Linked DNA regions of Homo sapiens: region 2 is linked to region 1. A link is an interaction called in ENCODE POLR2A ChIA-PET data of the cell type or tissue named here. Cell type or tissue: A673. All regions are shown on one strand. Each heading gives the region's core, and the rest is flanking DNA. Links, peaks and the distances in the headings are about the cores only.

Region 1 (2,919 bases), core at 304-2,803:
CTTGAACTCTGAAGCCCGGGGTTTCAGTCCCCAGCTCTGCCACTTATAAATTATGTCTCCTTGGGCCAAGTATTTAATCTTTCCAAATCCCAGTTTATTTTTATATAAAATGGTCACAGTGATCCCCAGATCACTGTGCTTGGGTAAGAATAAGATAATTTTAATTCATAGCTTGGCAAAAATTTTCTCAAAAAGGATAGAGAGGAAATATTTTAGGCTTTGTGGGCTGTATGTGCTCAGCCTTAATTATTCAACTCTGCCATTGTAGTGCTAAAGCAGCCACAGCCAACACACACATGAATGGGTGTGGCTGTACCAATAACACTTTATACAGCCAGTGGCCTTCATTTGCTAATCCCTGAATTAATGCATGTAAAGCACTTAGCAGAGGGCCTGGCACAAGGTAAGTCATGAATAAATAGTGCCACCACTGTCATTAGTTTTTTGTTTGTTTGTTTTGTTTTGTTTTGTTTTGAGACAGAGTCTCACTCTGTTGCCCAGGCTGGAGTGCAGTGGCTCCATCTTGGCTCACTGCAACCTCTACCTCCCAGTTTCCAGCAATTCTCCTTCTTCAGTCTCTGATTAGCTGGGATTACAGGTACCCACCACCACGTCTGGCTAATTTTTGTATTTTTTATAGAGACGGGGTTTCACCGTGTTGGCCAAGCTGATCTCGAACTCCTGACCTCAAGTGATCCATCAGGCTCGGCCTTCCAAAGGGCTGGGATTGCAGGCATGACCCACCATGCCCGGCCTATCATTAGTGTTATTAGTAGTTTAGTAGTTTTACTACTATTTATCTTTGGGCATAATTAAGTTCAGTATCCAGGTCCCAGCTGTAAAGATGTGTGTGAGTTGTAGAATTCCAGGAGACCCTGGTGGGTCACACAAATACCACCCCACAGCTATCCAGTGACCTTATAGAGAGCTCTGATCTTCTGGAATTACTGGGAAGATAAAAAGGGTGTCAGCAGAATAATACAAACCATTTGTCACCTAAATTCTCTACCTGTATCTGGCAGGGAAAACCCATCACCATTAGAAGGGCCTTAATTGGAAGCAATACCCTAAGATAATGACCATTTTCTTGGTTTGAGCAGGACTGGAATCCTCCCTTTGACCTCTCAAAGTCACACCGCGGCGGGTGGAGGGACGTGGGACTGCCTCTGTCACCGACCCATGGTGTAGTTCTTGCCCTCTGACTCCCTCTTCCCCAACTTCCAGAACATTCTCTAGGACATTTTCTCCTTGGCTTTCAGAATCCCTATCTGCCTTTTTATGCCAGAACAGGGACTGGAGGCTTCAATGTAGAGGGGCAAAAAAAAAAAAAAAAAATTCCCACAAGATGCCAGCATGATGGTATCATTAGCTGAGAATTAAAATGCTGCTGCCCTAGGTAAAAGTGAGGGTGCCTTCCTTGGGGGCCACAGTCAGGTTCTAAACAGAAGGCCTTAGAAGAAAAATAGCTAACCTTCTATCATGGCCCCACAGATGCTGATCTATATAGATAAAGCCTTGGGAAAGAACATTATCATCCAACAAGGACGCTGGAAAACTGCCCAGATAGCAATTCCTGGATGAGTAACCACAGATCCTGCAATAATGATGGACCCATTTTCTCAAAGATTCCAGAGCTCTTGGCTTGCTTACTTTTTCTTTCCTTCCTTCCTTCCGCCTGCCTGCCTGCCTGCCTGCCTGCCTTCCTTCCTTCCTTCCTTCCTTCCTTCCTTCCTCCCTCCCTCTCTTTCTCTCTTTCTCTCTTTCTCTCTCTTTTCTTTTTTAACAGAGTCTCACTCTGTCTCCCAGGCTGGAGTGCAGTGGTGCAATCACAGCTCACTGCAGCCTTGACCTCCTGGACTCAAACGACTCTCCCACCTCAGCCTCCATAGTGGCTGGGACTACAGGTGCAGGCCAACATGCCCGGCTAATTTTTTCATTTTTGTAGAGGTGGGGTCTCCCTAGGTTTCCCAGGCTGGTCTTGCACTCTTGGGCTCAAGCCATCCTCCTGCCTCAGCCTCTCAAAGTGCTGGGATTAGGTGTGAGCCACTGTGTCTGGCCCCAGAACCACCCTCTTGCAACCTGAGAAAGACCCTGGCCCAGCCTTAATAGTGTGTCTGAAAAAGTGTCCTTGGACTCTGGCAAAAAAAAAAAAAAAAAAAAAAAAATCCAAACAATTACTAATGGTATTCTCCTCCTCTTCCTTTTAGTAAGTTAGGTAACTGAGGCTCAAAGCAGTTAAGGGAGTTACTGATAAGTGGCAAAGCTGGGATGGATTTTTGCTGATAAGCAGCGAAGCTGGGCTTCAAGTCCAATTTTGTCTGCAGAGCCCTGCTCTTTCTGCAGCATCTGCTGCATTCCTACCACCTTCCCTGAGCAGAGCATGGGGCAGTCATAGCTGCTTTTGCAGCAGTATACCCTCTGCATTTTTAAAGGATATTACTGCACTGGTATATTTCCTTATAATACTCTTTCTTCCTCTGTTCAGAGCAGTTAACTTTGCCTCATTATTATTTCATTGGGCTGAGCTTTAGTGAAACATAGCCTTTAATTTGTTTATTTAACATTCCTGGTCTGTACTTGCTGATAGAGTATAACTGATTAATTAATTAATTGTAGCCTGTCACAGCTCATGCTGGATCATGACAGTATTTCAGACACTAATGGGAACTCAGGCAGAGGCGGATGGTAATGGACATGTGTCACCAAGCCCAGGCCTGACCATAAGGCAGGGGTGGGGGCAAGCTGACAACCCTCAGAGCTGTCCAGCAGAGGGTCTGAGGCTACTCAGGCCTGGCTGGTGCAGGAAGTAGGCTAGCAGCCTCAGCCACACAGAATCCAGAGTGAGTGTTACTGCCCAGTCCAGGCAACTGCTGAGCTTGGTAGAGGCTGTCAGTGGGGAAGCCAGCTTGTCCTGGCCTC
Region 2 (2,919 bases), core at 212-2,711, 1.9 Mb after region 1:
TTACACTAAGACCTGAAATCTACACAAGAAACATACATGTACACAAATGACTACATTGCAATAAAAGGAATATTATAATTTAGGCATGAAACAAAATGCAATTAAGATGATGGCTTTTTTATTTAAAGACTAAAAAAAATTTTTAAAAACCCAGCATTGCTTACTGCTTTAAATACATAATGTTGAAAACCTTCCCTAAAAATATACGTTAATATCTGTGCTAATTTGGGTATTTCCATCAGAGCTAACTAGTTGGTATTGTGTCCCTTGCCCAGATTTCCCTAAAACATAAAATTATTTAATTTGTCCCATTTCCATTGATCTTTCTTCCTCTTTTCAAAGTAATTAATACCTTTACCAACTAAGACAATATCTCAAAGCTTGTGGAGGAAATTAAATGGTGCATAGAGGCATAAATATTATTTTAATATTACACACGTTAGATTTTCTTGAAGAAATCTTTAGTAAAATGCTATTGCTTATTAGGGAGTTTTCCAAAGGACTGTTTGCACATATTCAATAAACTGATATACTAAACTTAAGATCACTGAACAAAGTCTGCTAAATATTAGGTTTTAAAATCCATGTATGAAAGATAGGTTTAAGGGACTCATTCTTCAGCCTAAATGTGCAGTTCTAATAACATTGTCCATGATATGTCACTGCTATTAAGAAAGAAGATACAGAGTTCTGTGAAAAGTGAACACATAGTTTATTACAGTTTAAAATAACTTCTCTTTGGAAAAAATTGACATTTTAAATGTTTACAAAAATAATCTCATGATTTTCATTGGTGAGACATGAAAAAGATATGAGCACTGAGAGCTGTATATTTATTCAAATTTTATTCAAACAAAATGAAATTTATTTTCAAATAATGTGTTCATTGATTTAAAATAGACAATATTTTAGAGATCATCTGTTATAAAGTCTAACCTCCTCATTTTGTACACAAGCACTTGGCACAGATAGGTTTATGGCAGGTTTGAGATTATTCTGCTGATTAATAGCGGAATCAGGAAGAGAATTCTCTTTTTCTGACTGTCAATTTGATGTTATTTCCACCTCACAGCACAACTGGCTTCTCTTAATTACTCGGTCCATATTTCTAGGAGAATAACAATCGCTTAGAAAGAGGAAGGGTAAATTGTTGATCTATTCGTGCGTATTCAACACAGTAAAATCAAGCAATAGTGTCTCTAAATAAAACAGAAAGTAAATGTTCATGTTGCATTAAAAAAAAGCTAAAGATTTGTGTAATTCTTTAAGAATCTGCTAAAATACTCAAAAGAATTGACAGTATTCTCTTCTCTTTAGTCTGTCGATCCTGTCAGGAAACTCAGACAATTTAGATAAACATCATGGTTCTAGAAGATTGCAAATCTGTATTGCAGGGCATTTTCGCAACAGGAGGTTTAGTGTTGCTCGGAATTTAACATGTAATTGGATGAATATGTTTAAACTGTCAAAGGCGGTCCTATCTTTACCAAAGAAGAAAGAGGATAAATGGAGCTATGTCAAGACTGTGTTCAGGTAAAAGGCAGATCCAAACTAAAATCTCCTTCATTTGACCTAATCCTATATGACTCAGGGAAATAAGCATTTGCTTTACTGACCATAGCCTGGTGCCTCTCTAGCTCTCTTCCCTCCACTCCCATCTCCCACTCAGATGTTGTCTGTTTTTTTTTTTTTAATTTTTTTACATTTATAACATAAATCTCTCTGACCCCCATCTCATCCTTCCACCTTCAAATATGCACACGTATATCTCCATGAACTTTACAACTTGGTATTTTGTAGGCAGCCCCTGCCTCCCCGTACATGGACAAGTACTTCCAGAAGTTGGCTCTCTTGGTGTTCCCTAATTCTCACTTTAATACCTTGTCCAGAGGACAGTCTAAGCCGGTGATGAAGTGTGAGATCTAGAGCTGGGCCATACTGTTCTGAATGTCAACTCTACCTGCAATGATGAGCTCCTCGGCAAGAGGATTAAATAATAAAAAAGCTAGGTTTACTCACCTGTCAAATGCACACTTGAAATTCTGGGAATGGATGACAGGATAACCACTAACTGAATGAGATTACAGCAGCATAATAAAATGACAGTAAATAGCAGTTATTTGTTATAATCTTGGTATAATCCCAATCATTTATCAACTTCACTCCTTTCTACTCATCGCATTTTATAGAACTCAGATATACCTAACCCTCTTCACACAAATCTAAATTTTGAATCTTGGGCTTTATTATAAAGCTTCTTATTTAAGCACATATTTCACGGCCCTCAATTGAGACCTAAGATAGACCATGGTCTTTCTATTATAGGTCTGTGTAAAATATTTTAATGCTGTTGGCTGGGGGAAAAAATGGGGGGAAAATGCTTGTTGTGATTCAGACTTTCTTTCTTTTTTTTTTTTTTTTTTTTTTTGAGACGGAGTCTCACTGTCTCCCAGGCTGGAGTTCAGTGGCGCGATCTCGGCTCACTGCAAGACCCGCCTCCCGGGTTCTCGCCATTCTCCTGCCTCAGCCTCCCCAGTATCTGGGACTACAGGCGCCCGCCACCACGCCCGGCTAATTTTTTGTATTTTTATTGGAGACGGGGTTTCACCATGTTAGCCAGGATGGTCTCTATCTCCTGATCTCGTGATCCACCTGCCTCAGCCTCCCAAAGTGCTGGGATTACAGGCGTGAGCCACCGCGCCCGGCCGTGATTCAGACTTTCTCAGGTTGTGGTCATATCCTTAAGGTGTAGTGCCATTAAAGGGGACACTGGTTGGCATAGAGAAGCAAACATATTATTTCTCATTCATCCTAGATTTATGGCTGATGCCCCTCTGACAAAAGATTAACAAGAGAAAAGCATACACATTTATTTAGTATAGGTTTTACATAGCACAGCAACCCTTGCCATGAAATGAA

The links. Peaks named below come from ENCODE experiments on the same cell type or tissue, not always from the same donor. Only the 100,000 strongest peaks of a DNase experiment are listed, where the experiment ranks them.
Region 2: POLR2A ChIA-PET joins it to region 1 with 9 read pairs; 1 of 35 experiments calls an interaction of 5 or more read pairs at or near these places.

The regions. Positions count from the first base shown.
Region 1 is chr16:65,832,292-65,835,210 of GRCh38, reverse strand. No RefSeq gene overlaps it. Among named protein-coding and RNA genes, the nearest start is that of LINC00922, 260 kb to the right of the region's middle. In A673, for the core only: no CTCF peak of the experiment used is centred there; DNase peaks (open chromatin) are centred at 340, 1,560 and 2,310; H3K27ac peaks cover 2,500 bases.
Region 2 is chr16:63,974,994-63,977,912 of GRCh38, reverse strand. No RefSeq gene overlaps it. Among named protein-coding and RNA genes, the nearest start is that of LINC02165, 250 kb to the right of the region's middle. In A673, for the core only: no CTCF peak of the experiment used is centred there; a DNase peak (open chromatin) is centred at 1,412.